2 separate regions of the Mus musculus genome follow, and region 1 is linked to region 2. Evidence: chromatin loops called from intact Hi-C (ENCODE). Cell type or tissue: left cerebral cortex. All regions are shown on one strand. Each heading gives the region's core, and the rest is flanking DNA. Links, peaks and the distances in the headings are about the cores only.

Region 1 (15,345 bases), core at 4,257-12,256, 370 kb after region 2:
TGGCATGGGCTGGTACCATGAGGTAGAAAACAGAGGGAAAGATCTGGAACTCTGTAGGTCTCCCTCAACGTGATCAGTGGCAATGATTTATAATGATTTATAGTGCCATGAATAAGCTTTGGCCTATAACTCTAATTACTGGAAATGGACCAGCCATCTTCAAGAATCTTTCACTGTTACACGAATATCACATTTAATTACATTAAAAGCCCACTATTGCTCATTGCTCATGGAGGACATAGTCAGGAATGAGTTCATTCTGAGTCAAACTGCCTCTCATCTCCTAGCCATTTACTTAATTCATCCCACACATCATTCATCAGAGCTGGACCTCCCTCCATCCAGGGAATACCAGAATATCCAAAGAATCAAAGATAGCTCTGAAGGTGTATTACAGAACGTCAAAACAGCCACCTACAGAGTAAAGCGCAGGGCTCTGCTTGACTCTACATGCGCCTGACAGCTTGGAGTGGCGTGCACTTTTCTGTGCTCTCCTTGGTTCTTGGGGTTATGGGTCTTAACAGCCTGGTGGTTGTCTGTATCAGTTTCTTGCTTCATTTCCTCTTAGGCAATTCGTTTTCTGTAGCTGTGCCATTTGCTTTCCTTTCAGAGTGTTATGGGACAACTTAGGAGAGTCTGGATGGAGAAGTGAGGAACTGCATTCATTCTGGGAAGAATGGGAGATACTTCTCAGATCCAAAGCAGCATCGGCTCTCTGCCTGTGGTAGCTCTCCGATGGCTGGATTCCAGGGTTGGTGTTCAGAGTGCATGTGCTGATGTGGCTAGTTATGTTTTCTAAGATACCAGTTCAGGTGAAAGATTCCGTTAAACAGCTGCTAAGTTAAAATGGAAACTATGATGAGTAAGGAGAGAACACATAAACTGTAGAATCCAGGGGTTCTTGAACCTTTCTCTCCCTCCCTCCCTCCCACCATTCCCTTCCCTTCCCTCCCCGCCCCTCCCTTTTCTTTTCCTTTCCTTCCTCCCTCCCCCACCTCCCCTTCCTCCCTTCCTCCTCTCTTCCTCCCTTCCTTCCTTTAATTCTGTGTGCTATATGTATTTTTAAGAAAAACCAACTGGCTGTCCATGGAGCCCCAAAGAACCCCGCTCCCACCCCAGCACTGAAATTGCAGGCATAAGCCCAGTTTTTCACACGGGTTCTGAGGATCTGAGTTCCGGTACTCATGATTTCTACGCAAGCACTTACTGATGGAGCCATCGTCTCCCGTGTGATTCATCTCTTCCATCCCTTTCTGAGAACCCTGTTTATAGGATGCGCCTGCTGAACTGTGAGGAAACCATTTTAAGGAGACGACATTGCCAGCTTTAAAGATGCTACTGTTTCATTGTCTCCTTATCCTGATCCCTATGTTTGCCTTCAGTGTCCGGTCCTAGCTTCAGTGGAGACTCATTTCCTCTAGGAAAAGGGCATATCTAATTGTCCCCGTCTGAGGGCCATGCCCCCTGGGGTGGAAGGGGACTGGAAGCTTAAAGCACAGGCTCACGGGCACTTCTAGATGCTCAAGACTGCTTCTGGATACAGGTTTCCTAAGCACCTCAGCTGCTCCTTGGACCCTACCCACTGTCATCAGGGTTGAAGGGAAGGTAGTGGTCATTTGACCTCCCAGATCCTCCTGATGGCTTCAGAGGCAGAAGCCTGGTGCTGTGGCTTAAGGGACTCTCCCACCACCCTCTAAATGCCCTGCTTCCCTGAGCTTGTTCTGATGGTCTGCTACCTTTCTGTGCTGGAGTGCTGTTATATCTGCTCCTATCTTGGGCACTGTATAACCTCTGAGGATTTCCCAAGTGTCCTTCATAAGCCACCCAGCTTTGGAATTACATTCCTTTCTGGAACTGCCCATTCTGTTCAGCAGTACATTTAAGAGTAGCCCAGGGTAGGGCTCTGGAAGAACAGCAAGCATGGATTTGTCGAGGGAATGTTTACCTTCACTTCATGGTCCTGTGCAAGGAGAACACCTCTTGAAATGGCAGTATCTTTACCATATAGAAACACAATGATTGTGGAGAGAATATTTTTCTCATATAACACTAATTGTTAGAGTGGCAATAGGATGACTGTGGGTCGCTGCTGGATTAGCCATGATAGGTAAGCTCCTGTATGGTTCTCTCTTGATGCCATTACATGAAATTTGCCATATAATTCATGAGGCTTTAGAATGGACCAGATGCAATATGTTGGATGAGTGAAACTGGAATTGGGAGTAAGTAGGAAAATCAAACCTGATGCATATCTTTTAATCTATTATAAAATATATATGTCATGTTTGTCTAATGATTTAGGTATGCTGCATAATTTATAGTGACAGTTCATTTAAAAAAGAACCAGGGTATCTTTTCTGAAAGCCATAAAGCTAATTAGAGAGTGACTTTCATCCCATGATTTAATTATGGCAGGAGAGCTAGAAGATTAATAAAAATATTAAGTACAATAAATGCAATTTCAATGACTGAATTACAAGGAAAAATATCAGCAATCATAAAATAAAATGAAATTTACATTTTTAAACAGTCTGCAGTATTTTGTTAAACATCGTTACATAATTTTATTTTTTTGATACAACATTGAAATTGTTTTACTGTGTAAACCACATTTAGTGTGTATTGTTTGTCTTCACCAATTAGAATTAAAACCCCTTGAAACAGAGGTAACATCTGTTTGTACAGCCTTGGCAACCAGGTTGGATCCTGCATCTAAGATAGCTTTCTAAGTGTCTGTTAATGAGAATATTAATTTGTTATTGATTTATGTAGCTTTCTGATAAAATGGTCTATGTTGGGATATTTAGCATGTGAAAGAAAGCCAATGACTTCATTTTGAATACTCATTTGAAAAAAGAGACTACGATTATTTGGTTATTAGCAATCGAGTGTTTGGGGAGAGATTTCTGAGGCAGAAATAGGTACCATAGTTAGTAGTGGAAGATTCCTTAAGCTGACCACAACATTTATCATACCATTTATACATATGTTTCAAATACTAGTTTGAGGGCCTGGGTACCAGAGTTTTTCCAGAGAGATCTCTGGCCAGGCCTGGTACACAGGTTCTGGTGAATGCAGGCAAGGAGGGGAAGTTACTTCCCCACTTTTGCTGCTCCAGTTGGCTCCACCTCCATCTCTGCCGTGCCATAATTCTGTCCGCCGGTCCTGCACTGAATCAGGTCGGGGTGGGCCAAGGAGAAGCCAACTAGCCTGTGAGAAGTGCAGCAAGGCCTCCAGCGGCGCTTCGGGATAGCAGATCTCTTCCCAAGTGTTTCAGCTCTTAGGACAAAGACTCAGACTACCGAGTAGTTGTCGCACACCTTTATTCCCTTGGATAAGACTTGGTGGCACACGCCTTTAATCCCAGCACTTGGGAGGCAGAGGCAGGCGGATTTCTGAGTTCGAGGCCAGCCTGGTCTACAAAGTGAGTTCCAGGACAGTCGGCTATACAGAGAAACCAAACCAAACCAAACCAACCAACCAACCAACCAACCAACCAACCAACCAACCAAAAAAGACCTATATACAGTCTTGGGGATGATTCAGGGTTTGAAAGCAGGTATTTCTAATTGGTTTGGACTGAGCGTTTGGGGAAACTTTATTTGCATGTGAGAGGGCTTAGTGCTGCTACTTTGTGATTGATGCCTTATACCTCTCTGCAGGGGGGCTGTGGGAGGCTTCAGCTAAGTGCCAGGGGCGTGGCCAAAGTCCTGCAGTCCCATGCAGGTGAAAATCTCCACCCACCAAGGCTGGGGGCGTGGGGGAGGGTTCAAGGCCTATGCTTGACTGAAGACCAGGCTGTCTGTGCGCAGCCCATTGTCCCACACTAGTTTCTGTTTGTTGTTTTTGTTTTGAGACAATGTCTTGTATCACAGGTTGGTTACAATGTCTTGCTAGCACAAGCTGGTCATGAACTCTGTACTGGCTGGTTTTGTGTGTCAACTTGACACAAGCTGTAGTTATCACAGAGAAAGGAGTTTCAGTCGGGGAAGTGCTTCCATGAGATCCAGCTATGGGGCATTTTCTTAATTAGTGATCAAGGGGGAAGGGCCCCTTGTGGGTGGGACCATCTCTGGGATGGTAGTCTTGAGTTCTATAAGAGAGCAGGCTGAGCAAGCCAGGGGAAGCAAGCCAGTAAAGAACATCCCTCCATGGCCTCTACATCAGCTCCTGCTTCCTGACCTGCTTGAGTTCCAGTCCTGATTTCCTTTGGTGATCAACAGCAATGTGGAAGTGTAAGCTGAATAAACCCTTTCCTCCCCAACTTGCTTCTTGGTCATGATGTTTGTGCAGGAATAGAAACCCTAACTAAGACAAACTCCATTATTTTTCCTCAGCTCCAAAGAAAGTTAGAGGTGTATATTCCCACACCTTGCTTCATATTCTAATTCTTATGCACAAAATGCCCCGAACGGCAGGAGTGAAAGAACTGTCCAGTCAGGGAAGCGCTCATATCTGGTTTAATTTTGATTTTGATTTTTTTTTTTTATTATTTTGAGACAGGGATATAGCTCAAGTTGTCCTCCAACTCGCTAAGTAGACAAAGGTCAACTTGAACTTCTGATCTTCCTGCCTCTACCTCCTGAGTATTGGGATTATAAGCAGGTACCACCCTGTTCCTTTGGGGTGGGGGGCCTAGGGCTGATGATTGACCTCAGCCTTTGTGCCAGCATCCTATGAAATGAGCTTCTTCACCAGCCCCACTCGGTTGTTTGCTGCTTTGAAGCTGTCTATCAAATTCCCAGGAGAATGGAAGCTGAGAAGTGACAGCATAGTGTTCCCCCTTCCATAGAATTTACTCCTTTGTGTCTCAATAACAAGCTTTTATCCTTTTAAAGGTTTCTGTCTTAGGGGAGTAAGCATCGTAAGACATATCTTATGTAGAGAAGGCTCAGGTGCTAAATCAAGAGAGTCTATTAACCCTTAGACAGCTCCCTGTGATATGAAAGGAAAGATCTTTTCTAATTGAATTTGATTGTTTCAGAGCTGTCCTAGATCTTCCTGCCATGTGGAAGTGAGCTTGCTCGTCGAGATTTTGGTGGACTGAAACTGTAGCTCGGTGGTAGAGTGCTTGCCTATCGTGGACAAAAGTCCCGAGTTCCAGCGTCGAAGAAAACCACGCCAAAGCCTTGCTGCTGGAACTCTTGCTCTGGTGGTTATTTTCCTCAGATCATAAGGTGCACATGATGTGCCGCACACATCATTTATGTTTAAAATCCAGTTTCATTTTTAACTCCAGGCCTTAGGAAGAATCTGCTCCACCATTCTAAGGTTTTCAAAGGAGAGATTTTATAGGGTAGACCCCACTAGTTCACTGTTTCGCCATTATAAGCAAAACCATGCAAATCCTGAGGGTCAGTTTAAAGTCGATTATGTGTCTTGAGGTTTATCATTGATAGTGTTTTGGGGACTGGAGAGACGCCATAGTCTATAAAGTGTCTGACCTGAAAGTATGAGGATCCCAGTACAGACTCCCTATACTTGGGTAAAGTCTGGGCCTAGCAGCACACAAGTCTAGCACTAGGTTGGAGAAGGCTATCTATAAACCTAAAACTGGGGTGTTTGTGGAGATAGGTGGTCAGTTAGCGTAGATGAATCAATGAAAACTCATTCAAGAAGACAGTTATCATCATGTCTGGCTGCTATAGGCACTCACACATGCATGTGCATCTTGAACACATGCACAGGTGGGTACACACACACACATCTTTGTACAAAAGTGCAGTGTTTTCACTCTATAGTTAGAGCTGCATGGTACTTGCCCAAGCCTTTCTTTTGATAATATCTTTACTAGCTTAAGTACCAGGACCTCCTCGTTAATGCTGGTAAAGAATCCAGATGCCAAGGCTCGTGAGAAATTCATTGTGAGAAAACTTGATTCCTTAGATGCCAAGAAAGCAGAATTGAATTTAGCTTCCAATAATGACTATGAAGGTTTAACTCAGCAAAAGGATGCATTCCTGCTCATTCTGCAGAGGTCTTAGTCTCAGATTGGTTATTCTGAGGTCACATGGACACTTTGCACTTACCATACTACTGAATGCAGACTGAATAATGAACTGCTTGGATTCTGTGGACATCATGGATCTTTGTACTTCTGTCATATGATCAGGGTTATTAAGCTGGACAATTTTTCTTTGATTATTTGCTCCATGGAAAGGGTAATATGGCTGGCCAGGCAATAGTTTGGTTTTGAAAGCCCAGCCTGCTAGCAACATGGATAAAGCACACATTGCCATGTAGTATCTGAATAGATTTTATAGTGCTATAAAAGACGATGATCTGTCCCTTTCAGAGTACACATTTCACAATTAACATGGTGGGCAGGATTTTACTGCCTGGCACCCCAATCATCTCATGAAAGTGGAGATGCTAATTAAATAAGTAAAGCAAATGAGCACGGAGAAGGTACACCTTGTTGTTGTTTCTTCATTTAATTTCCAGAATCAGCGAAGTCTTCACACTGAAGAAGGAAAGTTCCAAGTTCAAGGACCAAGATTAGGATCATTCTGGAACACCTTTTTGGGTTGGCATTCAGAACTGAAAGTTTAGCTCTGTTGCACAAAGGGTACAGTGCCAGGTGATGCACTCTTTGACCAAGAAGGATAAAATGGACTAAAGAAAAGGGGCCACCTACCCATCTCAAAACTATTAACCCAGAATTGTTCCTGTCAAAAGGAAATGCAGGGACAAAGAGTGGAGCAGAGACCGAAAGAAAGGCCATCCAGAGACTGCCCCACCTGGAGATCCATCCCATATACAGACACCAAACCCAGACACTATTGCTGATGCCAAGAAGTGCTTACTGACAGGAGCCTGATATGGATGCCTCCTGGGAGGCTCTGCCAGAACCTGACCAATACAGATGCAGATGCTTGCAGCCAACCATCAGATTGAGCATGGGGAGCCCAATGGAAGAGTTAGGGGAAGGCCTGAAGGAGCTGAAGGAGTTTGCAACCCCACAGGAAGAACAATATCAACCAACCAGACCCTGACCCTCCCAGAGCTCCCAGAGACTAAACCACCAACCAAAGAGTACACATGGAGGGGGAAGGAGGGGCAAGGAGGGGGAAGTGGGTTTAAGGAGGGGAAACTGGGAAGTGGGATTACATTTGAAAAGTAAATAAATAAAATAACCAATTTAAAAAAAAAAAAGAAAGAAAGAAAGGAAGAAAGAAAAGAAGAGCCAATAGGACAGCCCAAAGTGCAGCGATGCTACCAGTAAGCCCATGATTTATAGCTGTGCTGTTCCTGCAGTAATGCCCTGTGAGCATCCCTGAGGCCAAAAATTCAGATGGAATCCTCCTCAGAGCCCACTGCCTAAGTTTTCACTGATCTTTACCATCAGTCACACTTAATATTAAATTGCCAAAGAAGATTTGCCCAGAATCTTTGACTTTCTACAACTTCCTCATAAAATACTTTTTTTTTTTTTCCTTCAAGCTGCTCTTCTAATTGATGTGTGAACACCTACGTCAGATTTCAGTGCATTTGTGAAGACAGAGGCACTGGGGGCACTTGGCGCATTTACAGTCAGTGCATCTGGGGACAAAGGCAGCATATCCTGTCTAACAGAGCACCAAACATCAGAGTATGATGTAATCCTAACTCGTGCTGCAATCTTGATTCCATGTAAGATCAGATTCCAAGAGTGGGAATTGGGATTTTCTTTTATAGGAATGTGGGGGACACAGTTCACCTTCTGAAAGTGTGGTTTCCTTGAAGAAAAATTAGCTTCCTGTAAGAGACCCAGCAAATATTTTGAGAGTAAATACTCATTTGCTATGACTGCCAAGTAGAATTTGCCATTTTAACTTTGAACAATATGCTGATGGACCTTGAAGTGTTAAGTGTATGTTGGCCTTCCTAAGAAGCACACACACACACATACACACACACACACACACACACACACACACACACGCTTCTCTAGAATAAAAAATAGTCTTAAAAAACATAAAAACACCACTTCAAGACTACGCAATATTCTGCCAGTCTCACATAAGAAGACAGATTATATTAAGTGTGTCAGTTGTAAAAAAAAAATCAATATTTAAACTGATTCTGTTTTCTACCATTCCTTAGAATTGTTTCAACCTTGTATCTTCATCTAGTATGCAGCAGGACACCCTGTTGATGGAATCAAATAATGCTTGTATACAGTGACTTGTATTTTTGAAGTTAATTGAATGGACATGTCTAGTTGGCATTGTTCATAAAATTTCAGGCTTATAGTACGATTTAATCATATTGGATGCATAGTTCTTTCTAAAACTTGAAATTTTCTTAATATCAGATTTCCCAAATTCCCACTGATCTTTTCTGCAAGACTGCCACCTGCTGGCAAAAGGTTTGTTACTTTACATAGAAAACAATTGCACAGTTTACTCAGTGTACAAGGGGATGCATTACAACTTGAAACATGTACCTAGGCTTTGGGGTTTCCTAGGTTGGTGTAAATGACCGAAACATAGATGTCCCCAAAGCCCTCACCCTACAAGGTTTTATGTGTATTCTTTCCAGTTGGCTGTTAATAGCAAGCCATGAATACATGTGTCTGAGTCTTGGGAAGACGGGCCAACTGTGGCTCAGGCTCATTCCTTTTGAATGATTGTGAAATGACTATGACTGTGGGCGAGGGGTCTCTAAGCATTGTTAAAATGTATGCATCTCTGAAGTCCTTTTGTAACTACAATTTTTCTAATGTATTGGGAATGCAGCTTTGTGCTCTGCCAGGACTGCCACCTTACTCCCCTGGCTGGCAGCAGCAGCCCCAGGACTACCCCTCACTAAGGACTTCCTCAGATCTTCATAAAGTGACACAATTTTACACTGTGATGACAGGAACTGCTTACATGTGAGCTTGCAAGTCTGCTTTAAACAATCTCCTATTTCCTTGTCTGTAGCAGGGTTAACGATTCTGTTGTAACAGGGCTAACATTTTCTAGTTGTCTTGAAGTTTAAATTAGATTTCAATATATACATGAAAACTGTTAACTTTGTTATTGGTATCTCAGGGTCAGATATGGCACCACTATCACCAGTAATTAAAAGACTGATCAAGATATGACAATGGCCTCCTCTTTTATCTACAGTGATAAATCCATGTTTACTCCCCTCCCTGACTTGAAAGTCAGGTAGATAGAATTTGAAGTTTCTTGACCCTGTATATCACTAGGATCATGATAGAGATGCCTCCTAGAGTCATCAGTATGTTTAGAGCTCCTTTAGGTTTGTTAGTGTGCTCCCTAGTCTTTGTTCATTAAGCCTAACTATGTATTTGTTAGAAAGAAAGGTGAATGATGAAGACAGTTGCATGAGCAAGAGCAAGAGCAAGAGCAAGAGCAAGAGCAAGAGCAAGAGCAAGAGCAAGAGCAAGAGCAAGAGCAAGAGCAAGAGCAAGAGCAAGAGCGGCCATTAGTTCAAGGACATGAATTTACTCTACTTAGCTTCTGTGAGAGGTGCCAGAATCCATGATCAGGAAAAAGAACCCCCTTAAGAAAGACAATTCTCTTCTACGCTAATTCCCCCAATGAGGTAACATTTTAGGTGCTATATCATATCATGACTGGATTTTTGCAGATTTTTGTTTTGTTTTGTTTTCCACTCTTGCTCGTCTCAGCTTCAAGGGCCTGAGGTTTCCCTTATTTGCCCGTATCCCTAAGAGACTTGAGTAATAGAGCTGCTGGCTGGGTCTCTGGCTACACAGAACAAACAGTGCCCATGTGTGAATTGAATTAGGTGTTCAGGATGAATGTTCATCATTTTAAAAGCAGTGTTGATCAAATCCTAGTTTCCTGGAAAGCATCCCATAAACACTTGTTTCAGTCATTGGCAAAGATTCCCAAGTTGTCAGGGTGACGTTTAACTACAGCATGATCAGTGTTTAGATTTGGAGGCATTAGACAGGGCGCACACAATTTGATACTTGTTGGGACACTTGTGCTGGGAGTGGAAGCTGGCACTCCAGCACTGCAATCTGTGCTGCCTCCTTCTGAGACCTACATCCTTGGAACTCCAGCATCAACCTCAGGTCAGGGCAGGTAGGGCATGAAGTACTTAGGAAGGAATGCTTATAATAACCTTGGGTTTGTGTTTGTCATAAAAGGACTGTGAGTTCAATTCAATTAATGAGTAAAATGATACAGAGACTAAAAGATGTTGGTACCCGTGACTCAGAAATACAACCTGGTTCGTGGACACCATCAGATGTTTTTCTTTGAATATTACTGTGAACAGTTCTCTTCTCTCTGTTTTATGTAAACCCACTGTAGTCAACTTTTCTTTCTGTTTTTTTTTTTAAGTGCTTTTGAGAGACCACACTTTTGGGGTTCAGACTCTATCTTAGAAAACCTGACCTAAGTTTAAAATCAAGTAAACTAACAGGCTGGTACCTGGCTTCAGTTTTCAACTCATCCCCCAACAAAACCTGAGCCTAGATTCAGTTTCCATGCTGTTCTCCCTCAGCAAATCCAGCATCTAGCACCAGTTTCCAGGTTATTCTACAGCAAATCTGCACCTCCAAGTTACAAGCCCACCCCTGCCTAACAACCACCCGTAAGGAGGAAAGCAGAAGTTAAGTTTATGGTTTGGCTCCCAGCACCAGCCAATTGTGCTAAAGGCCACAGTAGCCCCCCAAGTAGATGCTTGCTAGGCTAGAAACACTCACCCCATGCTTGTCATTTCCTATAAAACCTTGTCCCAATGAGTGTTTGGGGCTTTTTCCCACCAGAACAGTCCTATGGGTCAGAGGTGAATTAAATCCGAGCTTGAGCTTATGAATAAAGACCCTGGTGTGATTGCACTGGATCGGCTCCTGATTGGTCCTTCAGGGTTCACAAACACTTCCTTATACTACATTTTGGTGTGTTGGTGGGAAAATTCCCCTTGACCTTCAGGACTACTAATCTAGAGTGTCTTGATGTTGGCAAATTCAGTCTAGGCCTGTCTATATGTGTGTTTGTAGTTCTATGATAAACTTCCTGTTTCCTGTCTGCCTGTATGATAAATCTGTCCATGTTAAGAGCTTCTTTTATTCTCTCTTCCTCGGGATCAGGTATGGGAGGAGATGGGGATGATGTACAGAAAAGTCAGGAATTTGAATAGAGGAGGTGTGTAGCAATGGGGGATGGGGAATTGGGAGTAATCACTAACAAGTCCCAGATGCCAGGAAAGCAAGAGACTCCCAGGACCCAACAGGGATGAGATTAGCTGAAATGCACAACAAAGGGGAGGGACTACCTGTAGAGACCATACCCAGAGGTTAGTCAAGGACCCTGGTTGGGGGATGGGACCACCCACTCATCTCCAAAATTTTAATCCATAATGGCTTCTGTCTAAAGGAAATACAGGGAAAAATTATAGAGCAGAGACTGAAGGAAAGGCCACCCAGAGATTGATTGCTCCACCTGGGTATCCATTCCATAGACAGACACCAAACTCAGACACTATTGTGGATGCTAAGAAGTGTTTGCTGAAAGGAGACTTTTATAGCTGTCTCCTGAGAGGCTCTGCCAGAGCCTGACAAATACAGAGGTGTATGCTCACAGCCAACCATTGGACTGAGCAAAGGGACCCCAATGGGGGAGTTAGGGGAAGGACTGAAAGAGCTGAAGGGGTTTGCAACCCCATAGGAAGAACAACAATATCAACTAACCAGACCCAGCAGAGCTCCCAGGGACTAAACCACCGACCAAAGAGTACATATTGAGGGAGTCATGGTTCCAGCCGCATATGTAGCAGAGGATGGCATTGTCTGGCATCAGTAGGAGGAGAGGCCCTTGATCCTGTGAAGGCTTGATTCCCTAATGTAGGGGAAATGCCAGGGTGGTGAGGTGGGAGGGGGTGGGTCTAAGGGGGAGCACCCTCATAGAAGCAGGTGGAAAAAGGATGGGATAGGGAAACCAGAAAAAGGGATAACATTTGAAATGTAAATAAAGAAAATATCCAATAAAAAAGGTTTGTTTGTTTGTTTGTTTGTGTTTTGAGCTTCCTGTTTGTCCACATGTTAAATCTGTCCATGTAGTCTGCTTAGTGAAACAGCTTGGTTCCACACAGTGCCTGGTCTATGCTGTTCTTTGTTGGTAAACTCTGAGTGGTGCCACATCTGTAATCTGTTCAGAAAAAAAGGCCTTGAATCTGTATCCAGGGATCGGATTTGGTTAAGATAAATGTATCAGGGGACCAACCGTGGCCATGAGGGACATGGAGATGTTCTGAACCCCGATCTGGGGTGGGTGCGAGCTCAGAAAGACAAGGGTGTCACACCAATCTGACTACCTTTGTCTCTTCCTGACAAGGAGCAAGGGGTGAGTTTCTTTTTTGTGTTTGAGTGCCATTTTCTTGTTTCTCGCTTCTGTATGATAGGGAGAAAAGGTCAAACTTGTGTTTTTGTGTGCTACGTGACAGAGAAGAAGGGATGAGTTTCTTTTTTGTGTGTATGAGTGCCATTTTCCAGTTGTTTCTCATTTCTGCCTGATAGAGAGGAAAAGTCAAATTTGTGATTTTGTGTATTATACTTGGGTTTCTCATTATGAGGTAACTTTGACGGACTTATCAACATGGAACAGGCATCTTCAACCCCATTAGAATTGCTCCTTAGTAATTTTAAGGATGTTAGAAATAGGAGGGAGAATCTCTCAGTCATTATTAAGAAAGATAAGTTGACCACATTCTGTAGGTCAGAATGGCCCACTTTTAACATTGACTGACCCCCCAGAAGAATCTTTTGACCTGAGATTGTGCCAAGGGATCAAGAAAGTCATTTTCAAACTAAAATTTGGCCAACTGGACCAAATACCTTATGTGATGGTTTGGTAAAACCTCCTAGAGGACCCACCATCTTGGCTTAACTCTTTTTTCACCAGACAATAGGCGGAAGATCTTGCCTTGGCTACTAAAAAGCCCAAGGATACAAAGGATGCCAGACCATTCATCTCCTTTCTGCACCATTCTTCTATTCTGTCCTCCAATGGAGAACAGAAAAGGATGCTATCTTTCCACCCATACCTTATTCAACCCCTCAGGCAGGAAAGAAGCCACCACAGGCATCCCGATAGCAGGCAGGGAATGGGAGACTTGATGTAGGGACACAAAGTCGATGTGGACTGCCTTCTGAGCCAGAGTCCATCTTCCTGCCCTTGCGGGTAGCTGGACCAGTTGATCACCAAGGGAACCAACCGTATCACTATTGGCCTTTTGCCACTACTGACTTTTATTGACTTTTGCAAATTCCCTATATCACAGAAGAGAGGGAGAAAATCTAGGCAGAGGTTCTTAGATGTACAGGGGAGTCCTCCCCCCCAAACAACCTAGCAGCTATTTATGCTTGCTTCCCCCTAACTCAATCAGATGGGTAATGTAACACTGTTGAAGGTAAGAGGAGGCTCTTGGTTTACTGTGAGGCTCTGCTAGAAGGTCTCAAAGTGGCTGAAAAACAGCCAACTAATCTGGCCAAAGCATGACATTAGGCAAGGAGGGAGGTTAGGAGAAGAGTCTGAGGGACTTAGTGGTAGGGATAGTGGCAGAAGAGTAGCAGATCAGAGGACAGAGGCAACAGACTTAAGACCTGGCAAAGATCCAGATGGCAGCCAGAGCCAAACCAGAAGACCACAGGAGATGCCTAAACCAGATGGCTTCTGAAGAAAGAGGTAAGGGGGGGGGGGACTAAGGATGGAGAGTGCCCCCACTTAAGAAAGAACCAATGTACTTATTGGAAAGAGGAAGGACACTGGACTAGGGAATTCCCCTCTCAAAGAAGAAGCCCATTGAAACCTTAGCATTAGAAAATAAAGAATAGGGGGCATGGGGTTTAGATGCCCTCCCCAAGCTCAAAGTAACCCTAAAAGTGGAGGGGAAACCCACTAGCTTCCTTGTTGATAATATAACTCAACATTCTGTCATGCTGAAACCTGAAGATAAAGTCCCCTCAACAGTTTATAAATTACCTCCTGGTGACAGCAGAAATAAAACAAAAAATGTCTAAAAGACACACAGGACCCCTTGGAAGCTCAGAGAAATTTAGATTATCAAGCCTCTATTAAAAAGGTCCTACTCTGGCCAGAGCACGTGAGGGAGCCATCTTGGTTCCTGGATCCCTCAGAGACTAGTCTGCACAAGTGAGAGTGTGGACTACAGAAGCTACACAGCTTCTGGAACAGGCAGAAGGGACATAGCTTCTGGGACAGATCCATTTCAGGTTCCAGACATCCGGGCACCTTCCCTGCCAGAGAAGAGGTGTCCACCCCGCCCGAGAGGGCTTTGCTGGAGCGCCTGGGGGAGCCATCTCTGGTCCTGGATCACTCAGAGACTAGTCTGCACAGGTGAGAGTGCAGACTACAGAAGCTACACAGCTTCTGGGACAGTCCCTGTTTCGAGCCTTCATCTTCTGCCAGGAGACAGGTCCAAATGCCAGATATCTGTGCACCGTCCCTGTAAGAGGAGAGCTTGCCTGCAGAGAATACTCTGACCACTGAAACTCAGAAGAGATCTAGTCTCCCAGGTCTGCTGATAGAGGCTAACAGAATCACAGGAGGAACAAGCTCCAACCAGAGACAACTATAACAACTAACTCCAGAGATTACCAGATGGCGAAAGGCAAATGTAAGAATCTTACTAACAGAAACCAAGACCACTCATCATCATCAGAACCCAGCACTCCCATCTCAGCCAGTCCTGGATACCCCAACACACCCGAAAAGCTAGACCCGGATTTAAAAGCATATCTCATGATGATGGTAGAGGACATCAAGAAGGACTTTAATAACTCACTTAAAGAAATACAGGAGAACACTGCAAAACAGGTAGAAGTCCTTAAAGAAAAACAGGAAAACACATCCAAACAGGTGATGGAATTGAACAAAATAATACAAGACCTAAAAAGGGAAGTAGAAACAATAAAGAAAACCCAAAATGAGGCAGCACTAGAGATAGAAACCCTAGGAAAGAAATGTGGAACCACAGATGTGAGCATCAGCAAGAGACTACAAGAGATGGAAGAGAGAATCTCAGGTGCAGAAGATTCCATAGAAAACATGGGCACAACAATCAAAGAAAATGGAAAATGCAAAAAGATACTAAGTCAAAACATCCAGGAAATCCAGGACACAAGGAGAAGACCAAACCTATGGATAATAGGAGTAGATGAGAATGATGATTTTCAACATATAGGACCAGCAAATTTCTTCAACAAAATTATAGAAGAAAACTTTCCAAACCTAAAAAAAAGAGTTGCCCATGAACATACAAGAAGCCTACAGAACTCCAAATAGAATGGAGCAGAAAAGAAATTCCTCCTGACACATAATAATCAGAACAACAAATGCACTAAATAAAGATATAATATTA
Region 2 (14,141 bases), core at 6,142-14,141:
TTCTGACAGACTTTCTTTTTCAGTGTAAAAACCAGTTTCCCCACAAAATCTGTTACTCTGGTTTCACCAGAACAAGAGGCCATTTTAAATGTAGACCTCTAGATCCTAGAAACTAGAAACAAAGAACTGCTTCTTTTTCCATCTGGCTGCTGCCCATCACCTCCACTTACTGCAGCATAAGCAAAGCCCATCACCGTGAAAGCTCAGATGGACTAGGGCTTTTAAGCCTTCACAAACATTTCCGATGTGATTTATGTAGGCAGTAAAAATATTTCTGCTTCTAGGGAGATCTTACAGGGAAGAATAAAACATTGGGCAGGGTATATAACTCAGTGGCAGATCACCTGCCTAGCAAAAATGAGTTCCTGTCATCCAATCCCCAAGACCCCTTCCCAAAGTTACACTGAATTATTAAAGTGGCAAAACTTTTAATACTTTACACGTGGAAATTGTGTCAAACCATGGAAAGCTTTAGGGTAACCAGTTAACTGCTATTTTTCTCATTAAAATATACAGGCATCTAATCTAATCTATTTAAGTGACTTATCATCTACTTAGATTAGTTTATCGTCTCTTAAGAGAGCGTTATCTTTTTAGAATACCAAAGAATTGCCTTGAGCCATACACAAGTCCTCCCCATTAACAACTTAAGGAGAAGGTGCTTTAGGCGCAAACACTTAAGGCGAGTATCCATGCACTCCACAGATCTATACAGGTCTCCTCACTCCCGGTGAGTTCACCATTCTGCTTGTCTGCCTGTCACTGCTTTCCCACGCGCAACTCACCTCAATGACACGGGACCTGAGTCAGAATAACAGTGGCGACCATAAGCACCGGTCTAGTGGCGGCAGTGTCTTCCTATAGGACTTAAGGCAGAAGCACCACGATGCATTTTGGAAATGACATGCTGTAAGAGAAAGCAAGTCTGTCTACCCAGCAGCCGCTCACAGCCCAGGCTGCGACTCCTACACCGGGCACCGGTCTCTGGCTGACGCGTCAGACTTGCCACCGTCGGGTCAGGCACAGTACTCCGCGACCCGCCCTGGCTACGCGGACGAAACAAACACAGCGGTTCCTGACCCCTTGGAAACGGCGGCTGCACAGGGGGAGTTGCTGGGTACCGCCCCCAACTTCACAGGTCGAGGTGGCTTGGCCAGGCGCGGACCCGCAGCGTGTGGGACTGGGAGGCTACCTGTCGCCCAAGTCCTCCCGCCTCGTCACAGTGACTATGGATTCCGGGGTGAGGGCAACTGCACAGGCTCAAGGTAAGGACGCTGCACGTTGCCGCCCTGAAACCATAGAGCTACTGCTGAGGAGAGGGGAACGGCCCTCGCGTCACTGTCGCTGGCGTGTGACGTCAGCGCGCAGGAGCCGACTTGTGGCGCTGCAGGGGAGGAGCCGGGATCTGCGGGGGGCGGGGCCAGGCGAAGCGAACGGACTGTACGTGCGGGGCGGGGCTGGACTAAGAGTGATGGGGCGGGGCTCCGGGGAAGGGCGGGGTTACGGAATAGGAAAGCTAGTGGGACCCGGCTCTCAGCCAGCAGCTGAGCTAGCGGGGAGCGTGAAGGACCAGAGGCCGGCCTAGAGGAGAGAGAGGCTAGGGAGAGGGTGCAGTGAGTGGGGGGCCTGTGGTAGGTAAAAGCTAAAAAGGGCGGTTTGGGAGCGGAGCGTAGCAAGCCGGGGATGGGTAGGGCAGAATCGGGGACGGGGGAATGGGGCGGGGCATCGTCAAGGGGCGGGGCCATTGGAATATGTTTGGGCCAAAAGAGCTAGGAAGTACTGGGACTAGAGAAAGGACTGGGCAAGTGCATTGGTGCAAGCACCGGGGACTGGGGGCGGGGAGGTGGAGACTGGAGCAACTTCAAGAGTTAAAAACTCCAAGCACCAAAGGGAGAGCGTGAGGTACTCCAAGCTCAAAGGAGCATGTGAAAGACGGGTGTCGGTAGAATAAAGTAAAACCGGAAAGAATTAGGCTGAGTGAAGGCGGGAATTTCGCTCAGGAATCTGACTCAGACTGAAGAGAGCATATTAACAACTTTTTCCCACACGGTACACAGATAAGGTACTTTTAATTTGAGCGCTCATTACTTAACTGAGGATGCCAAATATTTACAAGTAATTTTTCTTTAAGTACAATGCCCTTTAAAAAGTTATTTTAAGGGATGGCTCAAACAGCTCATCTCTGAAGACAGAAGACCAGGGTTCTGGGACGCAAACCTTGGTCTGGTTAACTCACCTGTAACAACTTCAGGAGCATCTTCTGCAAGCACCGGGACCTGAACTTATGCACATATCCACAGTTACTTCGTGAACTTAAACGAAGCAGTTTTATCTTTAATTTTTAGAATACAAAGTTACATTACAGTGTCCTACACCTTTATGTTTACTGTATATACACTTTATACTGAAGGGACTGACGATGTACAGTAGACTAAAAATCATTCGATGCAGGAATTGAAACAGTTGAGAACAAGCCTGGTGTCATCCCGAGTAGCTCTACTCAGTGAGCTAGAGGATGGCACTCTAGAAGTCCATACTTGAGGCAGGAAGAGGATAGTGTCTTTGTATACAGCCATAGTTGCTGTCCACATTGTTCCATTCGTGTGAATGGAACACTACCGAGGCTGCATAGACCTTGCCTAAGATCTGTAGACAGTTGATTTCTCTTTTCCATCCTTTCCCCATCCCACACACCCAAATCGACTTTTCTAGGTTCAGGAGCTTATAATTCTTTCCAGCTTGGAAATGGACAGATTAAGGGCTTCTTTGCCAGATGGTGACACTGCAAGTTACCTAAGCTAGTACATTAAACAAATGTTGAGAGTCAGCTCTTGTTTGTTTGGTTTTTGTTTGTTTGTTTCTCTGTATAGTCCTGGCTGTCCTGGAAATCACTTTGTAGACCAGGCTGGCCTCGAACTCAGAAATCCGCCTGCGTCTGCCTCCAGAGTGCTGGGATTAAAGGCGTGCGCCACCACGCCCATCGTGATTCAGCTCTTCAATCTCCAGGAAACTACAAGAGACTTATTTCCCATATGTTTTTAATTCTAATCTTTAGCTCCATCCAACTCCACCTGGCAGGAATTTTTCTATGTACAACTCTAGTTCTGCCCACATAACCCTATCCAGCAAAGTGAGGGGGCATCACTGCGACCTGCTAATCTAAGCAAATACTTTTTTGCTGCTTGCGTAAAGAATGGCTACGCACTGATAAGTGGATATTAACCCAGAAACTTAGTATAGCGAGATATAAGGTACAATATGTAAAACATATGAAACTGAAGAAGAACAAAGACCAAAGTGTGGACACTTTGCTCATTCTTAGAATTGGAAACAATCACCCATGGAAGGAGTTACAGAGACAAAGTTTGGAGCTGAGACAAAAGGATGGTCCATCTAGAGACTGCGATATCCAGGGATCCATCCCATAATTAGCCTCCAAGCGATGACACCATTGCGTACACTAGCAAGCTTTTGTTGCAAGGACGGTGATATAGCTGTCCCTTGTGAGACTAGGCCGGGGCCTAGCAAACACAGAAGTGGATGCTCACAGTCAACTATTGGATGGATCACAGGGCCCCCAATGGAGGAGCTAGAGAAAGTATCCAAGGAGCTAAAGAGATCTGCAATCCTATCGGAGGAACAACATTATGAACTAACCAGTACCCCAGAGCTCTTGACTCTAGCTGCATATGTATCAAAAGATGACCTAGTCGGCCATCACTGGAAAGAGAGGCCCATTGGTCAGGCAAACGTTATATGCCCCAGTACAGGGGAATGCCAGGGCCAAAAAATGGGAATGGGTGGGTAGGGGAGTCGGGGGGGGGGGGGCTTTTGGGATAGCATTGGAAATGTAATTGAAGAAAATACGTAATAAAAAAAAGGAAAAAAAGAAGAATGGCTACTCAGTTATATCTGAAGATAATGCTTTAGGCAGTGGTCCAGCTATTGATGGGAATATAAATTGCTAGTCTTTCTAAAAGCATGTTGTCAATGTGTACACTCTTTGACTGTAGAATTTTACATCTTGAAAAATGGAGCCAAAGAGGAACATATGAAATGTACGTTTATTGTTTATAACCAGATAACTTAGAACCAATGTAATTGTCTACAAAAAACTGTTTAGATCACAATATATTTAAACAATGAAATACTCAAAAGCTAAACAGGATCTTTTTTTACTGACTGTTATTTCAACTGTTATGCTGACGTAGTTTGAGGAAAAGAAGAGACTAGAAAGGGAAATCACCAGGTTTATACGTCCCTGTACTATTTAATGTTTGATTTTTACAACACAAATATTTTTTAGTCTTAAGTATGCTAGTGGAATCTTCTTTTTAAAGAAAGTAGTTTTGGTCCTTGGAACAATCTAGTAGTCTTTAGAATACAAAAATATTTTGGGGCTGGAGAAATGGCTCAGCGGTTAAGAGCACTGACTACTCTTACAGAGGTCCTGAATTCAATTCCTAGCAACCCCATTGTGGCTCACAAGCATCTGTATGTGATCCAATCCACTCTTCTGGTGTGTCTGAAGACAGATACAGTGTACTTATAAAAATAAAATAACTAAATATTTAAAAAAAAGAGAGAAGTTGTCCTTGAAATATGATGTATCTCCAAATTCTTAAAAAATATTTCTATGTAATAAAGAATACTCATGTATGTATGCATATTAGTACTAATGTTTTAAAGTGGGTTATGATACACAAATTTCTTTATGGTATATCATACACACATAATTTAACAGTAGATCCTGAACATCTCTCTAAAAAACATCAAACTCCTGTCAATATGAGGATTCCATGGTCAGCAGATCGGGGCAGAGCCTTAACAGATAAAATGTCTGCTGTAAACAACTGTAGTTCAGATCTCTAGAACCCATGTAAAAAGATTGGATAGGCCTGTTGGTTGCCTGTACCCCAGCAGAGACAGGAGATTCATGGGTAAGCTGGCCAGAATTGGTGAAGTCTATACATACTGAGAGACCTTCCCTTGATAAAGCAGAGAGCAATTGAGTAAGATATTCAATGCCATCTTTGTGCCTCTACATGTACACATTAATGCACACCCCCTCTACATGTGCCCATAGATCCAAACACACATGCCACACACAAATACACTTGCAAAAAAATTTTGTGATATGTATGTACTAAAACCCACTTGTTTCTCACCATATTGTATTCTTAAAAATGTTTTTAATTGAAATAAAATTATACTGCTTCCTCCTTCTTTCCCTCCCACATTTGCTTCCCATGTCTCCCCTCAACTTGATGGCTTCTTTAATTATACTTGTTACATGTGTATGCACAAATATATGTAAATAAAACCTATTTGCTCCATCGTGTGTATATATGGCTTCCAGGCTGATCACTCTATATTCAACAGTCAATAAAAGGGCTCATCCCTGGGAGAGGGTAATTCTCCAGCAGTCATTAGTTAGCTGTCATTCATTGTCAAGGGATGAAACACCACTAAAACTTTCTACCCCCCTCCCCCAGCATACCCATTGATATTACCATTGCTCTAGCTGTTATATAGCCATTTCTAGGACAGATTATAAATGACTTCTTGGAATTTTGGCTCTTACAATCTTTCCCTTCTGAGGTATTTTGAATCATGGATGTAGATATATCCATTGATTTCTGCATTGTGTCCCTTTCTGGTTGTCTGTGATGGTTTCCATTTGCAGGAAAAAGAAAAAAAAAAAGAGGCTTCTTTGATGAGGGGGGTTAATACACTTTTATTTCTAAGGGATTCCTAAAAGTAGGTTTACTAAGTCAAATGTATGTATGTATGCATGCATTTCCCACTTTAATGCTGCTGTACTGTGGATACATACTGTTGGGTAACAAATTATCTTTAAACATTTGGGGCCTCTCAGTTATGTGAGCTGGCGGTCAAGGATGGTTCCGCCAAGTAGTTCTGCTCCACACAGCCTGGATTAAGATGATGCATTTAGCTTCTCAGTTAGTGCTTATGGCTCACTGGATGCTCCAGGAAGCTTCATTCATGTGGGAGATCCTTGGTGTCCTCCAGTCTCTCCACATGAATAGCTAGGATTGCTCTCAGCATTGTGATCTCAGTGATGGTTTTTCCACAGCAGCTGCCTTCAAATAAGGAAGACAGAAACTGCCAATTCTTTTAAAGGCTAGGTCTAAAACAAGTCTGGTGTCATTTGGGCCATGTATTTGGTTTAAAACAAAAAGGCATAGAGAGGCAACATTAATTAGGTGGGGGAAATCAATGTCAGTCGTATTTGGAACTTATGTTAAATATCTTGGGTTACCTTTACACAAAAAGTGCCTAAAATTAGACTCACAGTCCTGTGTAGTTCTCTTAATTTTGCCTAAGTTTTGCAATTTTGCCTTGATTGTCTTTCATATGTTGTGCTACTAGAAGTCAGTTTAGGGATGGTGTGTTGGTTCAGGGAGTAAAAGTGCTTTCTGCCAGTCATGATGACCTCAATTCAATCCCAAGGACCTATATAGTCGAAGAAGAGAACTAACCCTCACAGGTTTTCCTCGGATATTCATAGGTAATGACATATAATGTACATGTGTGCACTCACATGACAAATAAAACATAATAAATTACATAATATTATATAAGCTATTTATGAAATAAAGAAGCTAACAGTTTGCCATGATATAAACAAATGTTTCTATTGGTCTAAGACTTTTTTTAATGGTGTCTTTGGCTCCATGGAAAAATTATATTAAATACAATCAATCCTGTCTGTCTCCTCTCTTGCCATGCATATTCTCAATCTCCAGCTATGAAATAACTTCAATTTTCTTTTGCTTTAGTAGTCTTAATCCATCTGAAATTACTTTCTGTAATTACCACATGAGAACCATCTTTGTATTCTTTTTGGAGGGAAACTAGATATTCCTTTGTCTCTGACTAGAGGTATAATCTTACATATATTAAATTACCACTTATATTTGTATTTATTTCTATATTTCTTTTCGGTGTCTTCATTGGTCTCTGTCTTGGTCCATCTTCTGTTGGTGTTGTGGAATGACTATCTGACAGTGGGTAACTTTTAAGAAAAAAATTTATTTAGCTAGTCATAACCTAGAAACAGCATCATAATATGGAAAAAGAGCAGATAAAGGAGTAGGTACATGGAGAAAAAACACGAGAATTGGCCTTGCTTTAAAACATCTTGCTATGAAAATAATTCACGAGAACATAAAACCCCACATGAGGGTTTTACAACAAACACCTATTAAACACCTTCAACAACACCTATTGCCTCCAACAAACACCTATTAAAGGAAATACTACCACCAACACAGATGGCTGAGTGGGTAAAAGCACTTAACAGTGAGTGTGAGCCCTAGAACCTAAGGCAGATGTGGGGGCAGGTTCCATAACCTCAGCAACTCAGTGTGGGGCGGGAGGCAGGGTTACCACAATAGCCTGGAAGCTTTCAGGTCAGATACCCTGGAGTCCACAGTGTCACAGAAACAACAGAAAGGATACTTACTCTTAATACTGTTACACAATTCAATATCAGGGCATTATTTTGTTTTTCATTTTATTTTTAAAATTTTATTTTTATATTTTTTCTAGATAGGGTTTCCTGTGTACCTGTGATTGGCCTAGAATTCACTATATTAAGTATATGTAATCTGGCTGCCCTTAAACTTGTGGCAAGCCTCATGTCTCTGCTCCCCTAAGGTAAAGACTTAGCCCTTTCACAGGGCTGGGATCACAGGTAGACACCTTCGTGCATTATTGAAAGACTGAGCCTTTGGCTGCACAAAATATGAGAAAGGAATCCTTTCATGACTGATTTGAAAATGTGGCTGTATTATTAGGCAAGGCAGGATTTTGTAGAAAAGAATCACATGAAACGGGAAAATCCTTTGCTATTCCATGGGACTCCAAAGCTGCTCAAGATAATGGGATTTATCTTAGTGAAAAAGGCAAAGGACAAGAGTCAGATTTTACTACATCCTTGATACTGCTGCTGCCAGAAGGAAATCATAACGTAGACTTATGCTAAGATTCTCCTGATAGACATGGGTGGGTTTTTGTGATTTGCTGTTGTAGCTGATGTTATTTATTCGTGGTGCTGGACGTGGAAATCCAGGGTCTTATCTACCCTAGGCAAATGATCTACATGTTGCTTAGTTTCTTTCTTTTCTTTCCCTTCCTTCCATTCTTTCTAGACCAGGCTCCCCTCAAACTTACAGAGACCTGCTGCCTCTGTCTTTCTCCCCAGTCCTGGTATTAAAGGTGTGTGGACCTAGTTTCTTATTTCAAGGAAAGTCCATAGCAACATAAAAAGAATAATCCAGAGGAAACATATGTGCTTCCTGGTGCTCTTTTTGGCTTCTTTCTTTCTTTCTTTCTTTCTTTCTTTCTTTCTTTCTTTCTTCCTTCCTTCCTTCCTTCCTTTCTTTTTTTTTTTTTTTTTTTGCCAGATTTACAAAATACAACCTGGCATTCTCAAAGCAGGAAGCCTACTAACATGGGGAAAGTCTTAGGCCTTTCACAGGTCATAGGCACTATTTATTTATTTATTTTCCTTTGGCCCCGGTGTCAGGAAGACTAACGGACAGGTTATGGTACATTTGGTGGAAATACACTTGCACTTTGAGTTCTTTCGTTTTTTTTTTTTTTTTTTTTTTCCTAAATATTAACAGGGTTTGGTTATTATCACTGCTTAAGCTCACTTCTACCAACAATAAAATCCAACTTAAAAAGAGAAAGTGACCTTTTGCAGATAAATTACTTCTGTGTCTCTGAATACCTCCAGTATATTAGAATGTATACTAAGACATTATTCCAGGGCGGGCAGCATATTTTAGCTCCCCAAAGACAGCCTTGTCTGTTTAATCCCTAGAATCAATAAGTTAGGTTATGGGAAGACTCTGCCTTTCACTGACGGCTTTGAAGATGAGGGAGTAAATGAGCCAAGAAATTCAAATGTTTTCTAATAACTTCAACAGCACCAAGGCTGATTCCTCCCTCAGGCCTCTAGAAGAAAACAACTTAGCCAACTTTGATTTTAACCAGTGAGACTTGTGTCAGAATTCTATCCTATAGAACTCTCATATAATAAATACCTGTGCATAGCAACAGGAGAGTCACACAAACTCTCATTAAAGTTCTAAGAATTTTGATAGTCAGGCTGCTGGTTTTTGTTTGTTGTTCTTTTATTTTTTTTATAAGTCTATAAAAATTCCTTGCTGAGAATTATCTCTGCCGTAAGAATATCACTCTTAAAAGGGTTGATAAGATCCCTGTCAATGAGGACAAGGGACGAGATGATGTTGCAAGTGTTCCTGTCACAGCACTTATACTACACAGTGCCAGGGATGTCCCGACTCTTTCTTTCAACTCAGGTCTGTTAAAGAAGAGATTTTGTGTCAGCTGATTTTTTTCTGACAAGAATCTTGGAGGAATCACAAAGAAGTTGATTTCTTGGCTGTAATCTATTTTTTGATGACGCTATCACACAGAACATTATTGAATGTGGTGCTTCTGAGCCTCACACATTTAAGGAGTGTTAGAACCTAGTAGGGAAACCCCCACCCAATTCCCGATTCGGCATGCACCCAAAAAATCACGAAGGACCATCCTGATGTAATTACATGAGGACGTTTAATTACGGAGCTCCAGACCGACATGCATCCCACATAGGAGATAACAGATGTCGGCCACGAGGCTCGAAAGCTAGGGGTTTTTATGGGATAAGGGGCTTATCTTTGTTCACATAGTAACCAGTTGATGTATGACTTTACCCGGTGTCATGGGGCAGTAGACAGAGGGGAGGTTCCGGCCAGATGGTGTCGACTCAGACAAGATAGCCTTGCCTGCGCCGTCCTTGCATTTTTTCATTTTTACAGTCAAGCTGTTCTTAGGAATGTCTTAACAACAGCCCTGTCTGTTCTGCTTTGTTCTCGGCCCCAGGCCACGGGCTCATAGACAACTCTTTTACATGAATCACAAGTTACAAAATCTCATTTTCCTTCAGGAGTACTTACAGAAAGGCTTACATCTAACCTGGAAACAGTTAAAATTATTTCTCTGAAGAGAGTAAAGATTGAGAACTACTAGTGTGGTTGGATGTATGCCAGAAATTAAGTATTTTACTTCTGTCAAGCTTGAAGTAGAACACAGCACTTCTGGTATGCCACAAACTGTGCCCACCACATGTTTTAAAATAAATTATTCTCACAAATCAGTGTATAAGTGTTACCAAAAAACCAACCAACCAAACAAACAAACGAAAACAAATGTATAAGTAGACAGTTTTCTTGTCTACTTAAAGGAGTAATCTTTCACAAAAGAACTAAAACAGTTCAGAAGGAATCTGTCATCTTTATAGAAAATAGATCGATTGGCTATGACTACTGCTTTTAATAAAAAATCTAGACGCTCCCCCTGCAAAAGAATCAGGCTACATGTCAGCAGTGAGAGCTCAAGTCACACTTAATATATGTAAGACAGTAAATATACTAGGACATTAGTATTCATTAGGCGATATATAAATATACATGAGACACTCAACCAAGACATGTCTTAATTCTGCCACCCAGTGGCGACTGCCATCCTGGTCCCACAGGTCTTGTCCAGTTACAAACACTGCACCTACCTGTTCACCAGGCTCTTGGGCAAGCTCTGGCCGAGGCCAGGAATTTATTTATGCACCTCCCTGCTGAGTCACAATACAGCTCCTTGAGCAAGGGGAACAGGCTTCCTATATATTGTGACACACGACAGGAACCCAGTATGTAAGACCACGTGGAACCCTCAGCTCTTTGGAAATGCATGGTGTCTAAATTTGGACTCATCAGGATTTTCTTTGGTATTTTTTTGTTAAAGCGCATAACCTGCGACGGCGCATAAGGCTGGATGATACCGTAGTACACTCTGTACACCATTACAGGCCCTGTAGCATTAGACGCGGCTCTGGAACCCCGGGGGTCATACGCTCGCTTCCGCCTGCTTCGGCTTCTCACCGCTGAGCGGAAGCCAGGCATTGCCACGATGCCGGGGACCGCACACTTCCGAAGCGCTTTCTCCGCCGGGGAGAACGTGAGCGACGTGAGAGCAGGTGGCACCTCGGCCGCCCAGCGTGGCCTTCGAGGCTCCCCTAGGAGGTCTTCTCCCGGCCACGCCCTGGTCACGCCCATCGCTCCATTCCGACCAATAGGCGCAGAGGTGCCTCCCAGTGCGGCCGTGGAAGTGCTTGGACGGTGGGACGCCGAGCGGCCGTTCACGTCAACGCGCTGACGTCACGCGCGTGCGACGCACCTGTCGGGCTCCGACTCCTGCAGCTTCTCTTCCAGTTCAGCGGGTCAGGGCTGGTCGCGGAATCGCTCGGCTGTCACCTCGCCAGCTCGTTGCCGGTGCGCTCGGGGCGGGCCGTCCGTCCGTCTGTCCGGAGGATGAGGCTGGAGTGGGCGGAGGCGTGAGAACCGCGTTACTTTCCTCCCGAGGTGGAGCGCGACTGCTCCTGTAGTCCTTGGAGAGCGCAGTGAGCCTCCAGTCGGGGCAGAGGCGGGTTGGTTTGAGGGCCCGCTGGAGCCGGAGGATTGAACTTCACCCTGAAACCAGCCTCCGCCGGTCCCACCTGGCCGCCTTTACGTAACCTCTCCTGAAAGGCCGGTAGCAGTAAAGTCCGCCGGGGTGGCCACCCGGCAGCGGTGTCCCGGTGAAGCTCCCGGGGCGGCTGGCGCGCGATCGCAAGCAGATGCGGGGTCCACAGGCAGCGCAGCCACCAGCCGCCCAGCTTGCTATGCCTCTGAGCTGCAAGGTGAGTCGCCAGCTGTCAGCTTCACGCCTTGACGGTGGACCGCGAGGCCGGGCTCTGGCCGAGGTGCCCACCTACCTGCTGTCCAGCCCATTAAAATCTCTCCTGTTCCCTCCCGGAACCTTCGAAGGACCTATACGTAGAATTAAAAACTAGGAACCAGCACAGAATTAGTCTTGAATTTACAGTTTGCTCAAGTTTAAAAACGTTTAGGTTTTTTTATTTTATCTTATTTGGTCTTTAGACTTATGCATATCAAATCATTTTTTGTGTGGATATTTGCGTTTTGGTAGTAAACTTGTTGAAACAGAAGTTACTTTAGAGAACTTTTCGTCCTGTGTGCTTTATTTAAAGTATGGCGTTTTAAAATTAGACCACAAGGAAGTTAATTGCATATTCATCGGGTGTGTTCTAATTCTAGGCCGAGATTTCGATTTCCTTTGAAAAGGATGACTCTTTAAGACAATTGGACCAAACCTTTTAATACCTCTCCGCGTGTGCGAGTATAAAATTTAAAAAGTTCAGTTCTGCAAACTTTTTTTGAGCCGTGTATTCAGTTCCTGCACGATCACTGTGGCTTATATATAACTGATACTTTGTAGATGTACTTTTTACCCATGAAAAATTTAGATTATTTTCCTTGGGTCAGTTTTACATACCTCTGTAAATTACAAAAAAAAAAAATGGTTTTTCAGTTCGGGAGTATATACAAGAAGTCCAATGCTTATGTGGATGTTGTTGAGCAGTTTTGAGAGGTGCTGTTTCTGCTGATGTGTTGTTTGTTGTTTTTTAAATATGGCTTTAAATTTAAGTGTATGACGTATGGGTATTTTCTCACATTGAATGTTTATATGGTGTTGACAGAATTTATCACAGATACTGTTCAACCCCTGCCCCTTCCTCTCCCTTTGCTACTTACTTCAAAGCCTCTCTTTGAGTGGCAGCTCAAATTATTTTAAGAGGTCAGTATAAATAACTAAGGTCATTGCTTGGAAATAGTGCCGTCTATGTACCTTATGAAAACTTTAAAGAATTATTCTGATTCTGAATATATGGAGTTCAGAAGAACAGATTTGTTAAAGTTCTGGGCTTTTTGGTAGAAAAATGGCAAATGTCCAGGTCATGTTGGTGATAGGCTTTCTGTTTCCTGTTGTGACAAGTTGGTAATAATTTTCAGACTTCTCAGGAAGCCAGATTTGATCTCTGTGGTGGGTCATATATCAAAGCAGCATCCTGTGGGGTTTGACCACTGATTCTGCTTTGTAGAATTTCTACTTGCTTTGTAGTCAAAATTGTTAGCAGACACTTCCAAAATATATGATATAATACATGTAAATAGAATACATTCTCTCTCAATTTATTTTTCATTAATTCCATAAAGTAAATACATTGACTTTTTTCCAATTAACAAGTGTGGAAACTTGAGAAAGAGTTGAACTATCATTCCTAAGGTCTCACAGCAATAAGTGTCAGACTGAGCTCAGCAGTGTCATCCCAGAACTTTTGCTTTCAATCCTCAATGGCTACAGGGTCTTGCAAGCACTACTAGGTGACATTCTACTGAAAAGTTGGAGTGAGAGTCATGGCGCCATAGTTCCATACATTTGTAATTTGTAAAAGGAGTGCCCAATTGCAGAAACTCTTCCAAGTGTTGTTGTTAAAAAGAGCATCCAGTACTATCACCTTAGTACATTTTTATGTCTTTATGCGCACATTCATATTTGTTAATAAGCATTGTGGCTACAATTCCTTTTGATTCCTAAAGATAAGTGTGCTTGGTTAGGTGTAAAGTGAAGGAAGACCCCCCCCCCCCCCCCCACTGTCTCACTGTCAGAGATTTGCTGCAGCCGGGAGGGAACCAAGTCAATCAACCAGATCTCCCCATTCTTTCAGGAGCAGTTGAATATGTTGTCTTTTCTCAGTCTTCTATAGCAGCTTTTAAATTGGATTATTGTTTTATCTTTTTTTTCTTATCAATGAGCCTTATATTCATCTGTATGTGTGTTTTCCCTCTTAGCCTTTTAAAAATTATGCAGTGTTTAATTTTCCTTTTCCTGGATGCTTGTTTTTGTTTTAATTTGCAAACTGTAATTGTGTGTATATATTTGAGGTACAAAGTGATACTTTGATAAAAGTGTATATTGTGGAAGCATTAAGTCAACCCCACATAGATCCGTTTGTCTTTCATGTGTGTGCTAGAGATAGAAACACTTGTATTTGAGGTAGCACACAGCTCATCTGTAGCTAGGGCCGTTGCACTGTACATTAAGTAGGTCACTTGGTAACTGAAACCTCTACCCCTGACTAGACCCACTACTCCCACCCCCATTCCCAGCCTTCCATCCCTGAGAACCACTGTTGCAACTCTGCT

Evidence for each region. A loop is a pair of places that touch in the nucleus more often than their neighbours do. Peaks named below come from ENCODE experiments on the same cell type or tissue, not always from the same donor. Only the 100,000 strongest peaks of a DNase experiment are listed, where the experiment ranks them.
Region 1: a loop joins it to region 2, with 2.7 times the contacts of the local background. A loop is called at or near these places in 2 of 42 quality-filtered maps.

Annotation. Positions count from the first base shown.
Region 1 is chr8:60,610,134-60,625,478 of GRCm38, reverse strand. It overlaps Gm34730 (a long non-coding RNA gene), which reads left to right. Exons shown (of 3, transcript XR_379010.3): 2 at 4,985-5,177; 3 at 6,445-9,065. Among named protein-coding and RNA genes, the nearest start is that of Gm34730, 14 kb to the left of the region's middle. In left cerebral cortex, for the core only: CTCF peaks have their summits at 8,152 and 8,351 (motif pointing left); a DNase peak (open chromatin) is centred at 8,340.
Region 2 is chr8:60,980,408-60,994,548 of GRCm38, reverse strand. It overlaps Clcn3 (chloride channel, voltage-sensitive 3), which reads left to right and starts at 11,238. Exons shown (of 13, transcript NM_173873.1): 1 at 11,238-11,773. Nek1 (NIMA (never in mitosis gene a)-related expressed kinase 1) reads right to left here and starts at 1,356. Exons shown (of 33, transcript NM_175089.4): 1 at 786-1,356. In left cerebral cortex, for the core only: CTCF peaks have their summits at 10,548 (motif pointing left) and 11,219; DNase peaks (open chromatin) are centred at 9,807, 10,624 and 11,202; H3K4me3 peaks cover 2,199 bases; H3K27ac peaks cover 1,284 bases.